Regions from separate parts of the Homo sapiens genome. Here region 1 is linked to region 2. Evidence: read pairs that join two places in POLR2A ChIA-PET (ENCODE). Cell type or tissue: GM12878. All regions are shown on one strand.

Region 1 (4,000 bases), 280 kb after region 2:
TGGGACTCAGAAGGTGGGGAACTGCTGTTGTGTACCAGAATGTGTGCACAAGGGTGTTTATTGTAGCATTGCTATGTGACTGAAAACTTGGAAATCGCGAGGCTGGGCGCGGTGGCTCACACCTGTAATCCAGCACTTTGGGAGGCCGAGGTGGGTGGATCACAAGGTCGGGAGTTCGAGACCAGCCTGACCAACATGTTGAAACTCTGTCTCTACAAAAAATACAAAAATTAGCCGGGTGTGGTGGTGCATGCCTGTAGTCCCAGCTACTCAGGAGGCTGAGGCAGGAGAATCACTTGAACCCGGGAGGTGGGTATCCCATTTATCAAGAAAATATATAGAGACTGTCTCTGACTTATGGTTGACTTTACGATGGGTTTATTGGGAAGTAACCCCATTGTAAGTTGAGGAGCATCTGGGATATATTTTGATTTTGAGAAGTGATGTCATCAGACTTACTTGATACCTGTAACTTTTAGAAAGATAAGTATATGATGCTTTTTGTGTAAAATTACTTTTTCACTTCTATTTAAAAGTCTTAAGTTCTGTTGTAATGCGATTTTTGATTTTCTAGTGTTTAGAAAAGAGGGTTTTAAGATAGTAGAATGTTGTTGCTTTCTTTTAAACTATATATATACATATATATACATATATATGTATGTGTATATATATATACATATATATATACATATATATGTATGTATATATATATATACATATATATACATATATATGTATATATATATACATACATATATATACATATATATATGTATGTATATATATATACATATATATATGTATGTGTATATATATATATATACACATATATATATGTATGTGTGTGTATATATATATATATATATATATATATATAAACCTGCTATTTGGATAGAGGCCAGAATTAAAACATCAGTAGTCAAAAGAGGGAATTCAGTGTTTCTTGAGTTTTTAGCTTTATATGTCTAAATTTGTAAAATTCAACCATGTATTTTCCGTTCCACATGGGCACCTTTTGCAATTGTGGTAGCAGATGTCCTAGGCAGATGAACATGCAGAAGTGGTTTGTTTAGCCTTCCCTTTTAAAGTTCGTAATCTAGTAAATTTGGGTTAGAATGGTGGTTCCCATACTTGACTAACCCGCAGAATCCCTGGAGGAATCTTTCAAAAAAGCCATTTATTCTGGTTCCTTACTCTAGCCATACCAAACGTACCAGGGCAGATCCAGGAATGAGTGAATGAATAAATACGTACATACATGCACATGCTTGTACACACATGCACACAAATATACTTCTAATGCCCCTAAATTTGGGGACCCCAGGTGTGGAAACTCACGCTTCAGAACCTCTAACTGTTCTCTCCAAGGTCACATCACACAGGCAGGCTCTGGCTTGAGTTGGCCTGGCCAGAGATGCTTCCCTTCATTTCCCGTGTTGAGTGTATAAAATGATTTCACAAGAATTTGTGCGTCCATGATTGTAGGAAGGGATGGCTGAGTGTTGAATGCATTTCCTCAGCTGTAACTATCTAATTTATGTGGTTTTGCTTTAAGCCATTCAGTATTCCGCTTGGAGGGTTTTGAACTTACAGAGGTTTTTAAGAAGAGGCTCAACAGATGAAAGAAGCAAGAATAACCAACCTTGGATTTTTGTTTTTACTCCTTTATTATAGCTACCAAGTATATAGCTACCTACCCACTTTAGCTTCCCCATGTGTCTTTGTGTGGTTTTCTGTTTTGTTCCTTTTAAGAGATACCGTCTCTTTATGTTGCAGCTGTTGCTAGGCAGCCAGTGGCCAGGTGCCAGTTTTAGAGCCCTGATCTGTACAACAGTGAGGAAGCAACCTAAAAAGACCCCTTTGCCTACCCCGTTGGATGAAAGAGAGGCTTGGCGCTGGGATGTAGACTGCTAGGCGCATGAGACCTACGAAGAACTGAGGCTGCGTCCACTTACCCAGAGTGTCTTTGGAGAGTACCTTTTAGTCCTTCCTCGGGGCAGTTGCCATATAGTCTGAAAATGAAGCCACCTCAGGCAGTGGGCTTCGATTGGCTACAATTGTGCCCTTCTTACTTTAGCACTTTGGCAAACATTGAGAAAATTATTATTATGGAAATTTTCTTTCTGTTTTGAGACAGGATCTCACTCTGTTGACCAGGCTGGAGTGCAGTGGTGTTGTCATAGCCCACTGCAACCTCGATCTCCTATGCTTAAGCAATCCTCCCACCTCAGCTTCCTGAGTAGCTAGGGCCACAAGCACATGCCATAACTCCGTGGATGCCGAAAGTAGATAACGAGACCTACTGGATCAGAATGAGGCAGATTAGTACACATCGCACAGCAAATAGCAGGAATATCAGCATGAAAGTGCTGGTGCCCCTGACCTCAAGTCTCGTGGGGTGACATGATGGGCCCAGATGATGTCTATGCATGAATTGGGTTTGCCTACAGCTGAGGAACCAAGGACCACCAAGGACTTAGCACTTTCCTTTCTTTTTTTCTTTCTTTTTTGTTTTTTTGAGATGGAGTTTCGAGTTTCACTCTTGTTGCCCAGGCTGGAATACAATGGTGCAATCTCGGCCCACTGCAACCTCCTCCGCCTCCTGGGTTCAAGCAATTCTCTTGCCTCAGCCTAGCGAGTAGCTGGGATTACAGGCATGCACCACCATGCCCGGCTAATTTTTTATTTTTAGTAGAGACGGGGTTTCTCCATGTTTGTCAGGCTGGTCTCGAACTCCTGACCTCGGGTGATCTGCCTGCCTCGGCCTCCCAAAGTGCTGGGATTACAGGCGTGAGCCACCACACCGGGCCTGGGCTTAGCACTTTTTATAGCAAGTGATAGACAGGCCAGGCTTCTTCTCCTCAATGGGGGCATGTCATGCTACAGTCTCCTTGACCAACTTCATGTCGCCAGCTACAAGAAGACAGACCTTGCAGTTTGGCACTCTCAGCAAGGACATGCAGGGATGCTTGGGGCCTCGGCCAAAGGCAGCATGATATAGATGGAGCATAGTTTAATTAATCATCCTGTCTTGTTATTTAGAAGTTTCCACTTTGTTCCTGTAAGAAAGAATCCTGTAACATTCTTGTGGATAAAGTTTTGCTCACATTTCCAGTGATTTTCTTAGGCTAGATTCCTGTAAGTGGACTTACTGGGTTAGGGAGTTTAACTTTGTAGTCTCTTGATATGTACTGCCAAATGGGTTTTCAGAAAGTGTGAATCAGTTTACACCTCATACCAGTATATGATGATACTTGTTAATTTATCCTTCCTGACATTGAATTACTATTTTTTTAAACTTTTTTTTGAATTTTTTTTTTTGAGGCAGAGTCTTGCTCTGTCACCCATGCTGGAGTGCAGTGGTGCGATCTTGGCTCACTGCAACCTCCACCTCCCTGGTTCAAGCAATTCCCCTGCCTCAGCCTCCCAAGTAGCCATGCCTGGCTAATTTTTTTTGTATTTTTAGTAGAGAAGGGGTTTCACCATGTTGGCCGGACTGGTCTTAAACTCCTGACCTCAGGCAGTCTGCCCGCCTCAGCCTCCCAAAGTGCTGAGATTCAGGCATGAGCTACTGCACCCGGCTGAATATTTTTTTAATCTTTTGGGTTGCTGATATAATTAAAATTTTTTCCTGCCTCTCTCAGCATTGGCAGAATGAACTTTGTTCTAAGAACCTCGGCTAGTGTTTACATGTATTAGAATGGGAAAATTATAGCAGCTTCTTTCCCAGGTCGTTTTTTATTCATCTATTCAACAGATACTTATTGAACACCTATAATGAGCTGGACACTCTATGGGCCTTGCAATTTAGACATGAATAGAGTTCTCAGGTACCTTACATTCTAATTAGAAGGAGAACTTTGACCTCTAACCAAGACCTGTTTAATTCATAGGAGGGTTTCTTTTCTTTTTTTTAAACTGCACTCACGGTCATCCCCCCAAAGGATGAGGGTTTCTTAAGTTATGTTGAAAATTCAAACCTTGAGTCCGGGCATGGTGG
Region 2 (4,000 bases):
CCCACAATCCTCTAGGGAGACAATATACATTCATGACTGTAGCAGATATGTAAATGAGAAAACAGAGACTTGGAGAAGCTAATTAGCCTAAAATTCTGATTTTTTTTTTTGACAGGATCTCACTCTGTGAGTGAGTGCAGTGGTGCAATCTCGGCTCACTGCAGCCTCTGCCTCCTGGACTTGAGCCATCCTCCCACCTCAGCCTCACAAGTAGAAGGGACTGCAGGTATGCACTACCACACCCAGCTAATTTTTTTTTTTTTTTTTTTTTTTTGTAGAGACAAATTTTCACCATGTTGCCCAGGCTGGTCTCAAACTCCCGGGCTCAAGTGATCTGCCCACCTCAGCCTCCCAAAGTGCTGGGATTACAGGCGTGATCCTCCACGCCGGGCCAAGACTGATTTTTGAGCAGGGGGGCTGCATTTGGACTCAGACAGGCTGACAACAGATGACAATAAAATCCTGCCCGCCTTGTCTTCAACACCCAACTCAAGGTCTCATAGTCTTCCTGAAGCCTTCCCAGGCCCCTCAACTGGGAAAAATTCTCCATCCTCGGTCTTAGTTTTCTTTTTTGATACAGGGTCTCACTCTGCCTCCCTGTAGCCTCAACCCTCCCGGCTCAGGCCATCTGCCCACCTCAACCTCTCAAGCAGCTGGGACTACAGGCATGCGCCACCACGCCCAGCTAAATTTTTTTGTTGTTTTTTCGTAAAGACACGGTTTCACCGTGTTTCCCCGGCTCGTCTCAAACTCCTGAGCTCAAGCAATTCACCTGCCTTGGCCTCCCAAAGTACTGGGATTATAGGTGGGCGCCATAATTTTATTTTTCCTATTGTCTCCTACTGCAGAGAGTTTGTCTAGCCTATGAGAGTCTACTCAGCAGACCGTGGGTGACCTCCTCCAGGGCTGGGACGTCCCCTAGCCAAGCATCCTGCAGCACCCTGAATCACTGGTGCTCAGCAAATATTTGTCAGACTGAATTCTCTAAATTTGTTTATTTCTCCATTTCTGTATTTCCTCTGTTTCTCCTTGGTGCCTTAATAATTATTCTGTTTTTTCCTTTTAAGTGGCAAACTTGTACCAGTTAAAAGGAAAAGAGATTTTCCTTTCTTTAAATATTTTTTTCCTGAATCCCAAATTTTATATATACACATACACATGTTTACATATATATACATATATACATATTTACATATATATATATATACACACACACACACATATTTATTTAAGAGAGGTTGGAAAGTAACTACAAAACGCATTAAAAAGCTACCTTGGATTATTCTACTCTGTGGTTTCTCAACCCTGGCACCATTGAAGGATTGCTGGGTTTTTTTGTTTTATTTTATTTTGAGACAGAGTCTCGCTCTGTCACCCAGGCTGGAGTGAAGTGGCGCGATCTTGGCTCACTGCAACCTCCGCCTCCCAGGTTCAAGTTATTCTCCTGCCTCAGTCTCCCTAGTAACTGAGATTATATGCGTGTGCCTCCACACCCGGCTAATTTTTGTATTTTTAGTAGAGACAGGGTTTCGCCATGTTGGCCAGGCTGGTCTTGAACTACTCCTGACCTCAGGTGATCCATCTGCCTCGGCCTCCCAAAGTGCTGGGATTACGGGCGTTTGCCACCGCGCCAGCCAACCCTGGCACCATTGAGGTTTGGGCCTAGATAATCCCCTGTGGTGGGGGGCTAGCCTGTGTGCTGTAGGATGCTTAGCAGTAACCCTGGACTGTCCCCACCAGATGCCATTAGCACCACTACCTCTAGTTATGACAACAAAAAATGTCTCCAAACATGGTAATATGCCTGTTCCTCAGGGGCAAAATTGCCCCTAGCTAAGCACCAGCATTTGTTTTTATGTTGGTCTATCTCTTTCTAGTCTAGCAAAGGGATTTTCCACACCTTGGTCAGAAGAGACGGGGTCCAGGATGCAGCTGGGTTAGGAACGATGCTGTCACTGGGGTGGGGTGGGGCTGGGAAACCCCAGCAGAGAGCCCCAGGCTCAGGCTGGTAGGGACAAGGCCACTTTGGCGGTGGTGGCTCTCCTCAAAAGCCTGCTGTTCGGAGTCAGAGCAAACCCAGGTTGAAATCTTTCCTTCCTGAAAAGATCTTAAGAAGCATTTTACCAAATCCCACAGCAAAGCCAGCGTCATAACATGATGATCATTTTAGTCACTTTTGGGCAAAGACAGTATTGCCCAACATCTAACCAAACTTGGCTCCAGATCACTGTTAGTGATTTCCAGCAAAAATCCCCCTACAGTAGGGAGGCTGTGTCCCAGCAAGGTTATCTGGAAGAATGTGTTAGGCAGTTCCAGGGAAGTGCCCTGAGCACATCTTGGCCAGTGACGTGAAACCTGTGTGAATCCAGATCCACGTGGCCCAGTCTCCAGGCCTCATCGCAGGCAAGGCAACTGAAGACAGTTCCAGCATGACTCAAGCTCTTTACTTGCCTTTCCCAAATCCTGCAAATATGAGCCAATTTCCATGGTAATTCGGCGACCATTTTCCTTCCCTCCATGTCCCTGAGGACTAGCCGCTCTTCAGCGTCCCTTCCTCAACCCCACATCATCCACCTACACCTGACCTTCTCCCCAACAAGAACACATCCCCCTTTACAGGAGGAGGGAGGCCAGAAAAGAGAAACCAGGCTACACGCAGGACGTAGAGGAGGACAGGAAGCCTGAGGACACATCCTTGTGAATAATTTGTATCCCGGCCGGGCGCGGTGGCTCACGCCTGTAATCCCAACACTTTGGGAGGCCAAGGCAGGTGGATCACCTGAGGTCAGGAGTTCAAGACCAGCCTGGCCAACATGGTGAAACCCCATCTCTACTAAAAATACAAAAATTAGCTGGGCGTGGTGGGGTGCACCTGTAGTCCCAGCTACTCGGGAGGCTGAGGCAGGAGAATTGCTTGAACTCAGGAGGCAGAGGTTGTGGTGAGCCAAGATCGCGCCACTGCACTCCAGCCTGAGCAACAGAGTGAGACTCCGTCTCAAAAAAAAAAAGAAAAAGAAAAAAATTGTATCCCTTGTTTGCTTGTGGTGGCTCACACCTGTCATCCCAGCACTTTGGGAGGCCAAGGTGGGTAGATTGCTTGAGCCTAGGAATTCAAGACCATCCTGGACAACATGGTGAAGCCCCATCTCTACCAAAAACACAAAAATTAGCCAGGCATGGTGGTGTTCGCCTGTAGTCCCAGCAGCTGCTCAAGAGACTGAGGTAGGAGGATCACCTGAGTCCAGGAAGTCAAGGCTGCAGTAAGCCATGATCGCACCACTGCACTCTAGCCTGGGTGACAGAGTGAGACCCTGTGGTAATAATAATAATAATAATTTTTATCCCTCCACAGGCCTCTTAGCTCTGTGGTAGGTCCTTTAAGGAGAGAGTAGTCACATGCAAGTTCACCATTCCTTATATTTGTTTCAAATTGGGCCTTTTGGCTGGGCGCAGTGGCTCACGCCTGTAATCCCAGCACTTTAGGAGGCCGAGGAGGGTGGATCACTTGAAGTCAGGGGTTCGAGACCAGCCTGGCCAACATGGCAAATCCCTGTCTCTAGTAAAAATACCAAAATTGGCCGGGCACAGTGGCTCACACCTGTAATCCCAGCACTTTGGGAGGCCGAGGCGGGTGGATCACGAGGTCGGGAGATTGGAGACCATCCTAGCCAACATGGTGAAACCCTGGCTCTACTAAAAATACAAAAATTAGCTGGGCGTGGTGGCACGTGCCTGTAATCCCAGCTACTTGGGAGGCTGAGGCAGGAGAATCGCTTGAACCAGGGAGTCGGAGGTTGTGCTAAGCCGAGATCATGCCACTGCACTCCAGCCTGGCGACAGAGCGAGACTCCATCTCAAAAAAACAAAAACAAAAACAAAAAAATAGCTGGGCATGGTGAATAAATAAACAAATAAGTGGGTCCTGTTATATTTTTGTTTCACCTCCGTGCTCTCATGCTTGTGTGCTGACAGCGGACCTCTGAAGCTCTGGGACTATGTG

What was found. Peaks named below come from ENCODE experiments on the same cell type or tissue, not always from the same donor. Only the 100,000 strongest peaks of a DNase experiment are listed, where the experiment ranks them.
Region 1: POLR2A ChIA-PET joins it to region 2 with 5 read pairs; 1 of 35 experiments calls an interaction of 5 or more read pairs at or near these places.

Annotation. Positions count from the first base shown.
Region 1 is chr17:78,757,233-78,761,232 of GRCh38, reverse strand. The region is part of intron 1 of CYTH1 (cytohesin 1); the gene reads left to right. Among named protein-coding and RNA genes, the nearest start is that of CYTH1, 23 kb to the left of the region's middle. In GM12878, no CTCF peak of the experiment used is centred here; no DNase peak of the experiment used is centred here; H3K4me3 peaks cover 1,526 bases; H3K27ac peaks cover 2,965 bases.
Region 2 is chr17:79,037,005-79,041,004 of GRCh38, reverse strand. All of the region lies in intron 1 of C1QTNF1 (C1q and TNF related 1), which reads right to left. Among named protein-coding and RNA genes, the nearest start is that of C1QTNF1-AS1, 11 kb to the right of the region's middle. In GM12878, no CTCF peak of the experiment used is centred here; a DNase peak (open chromatin) is centred at 1,926; H3K27ac peaks cover 430 bases.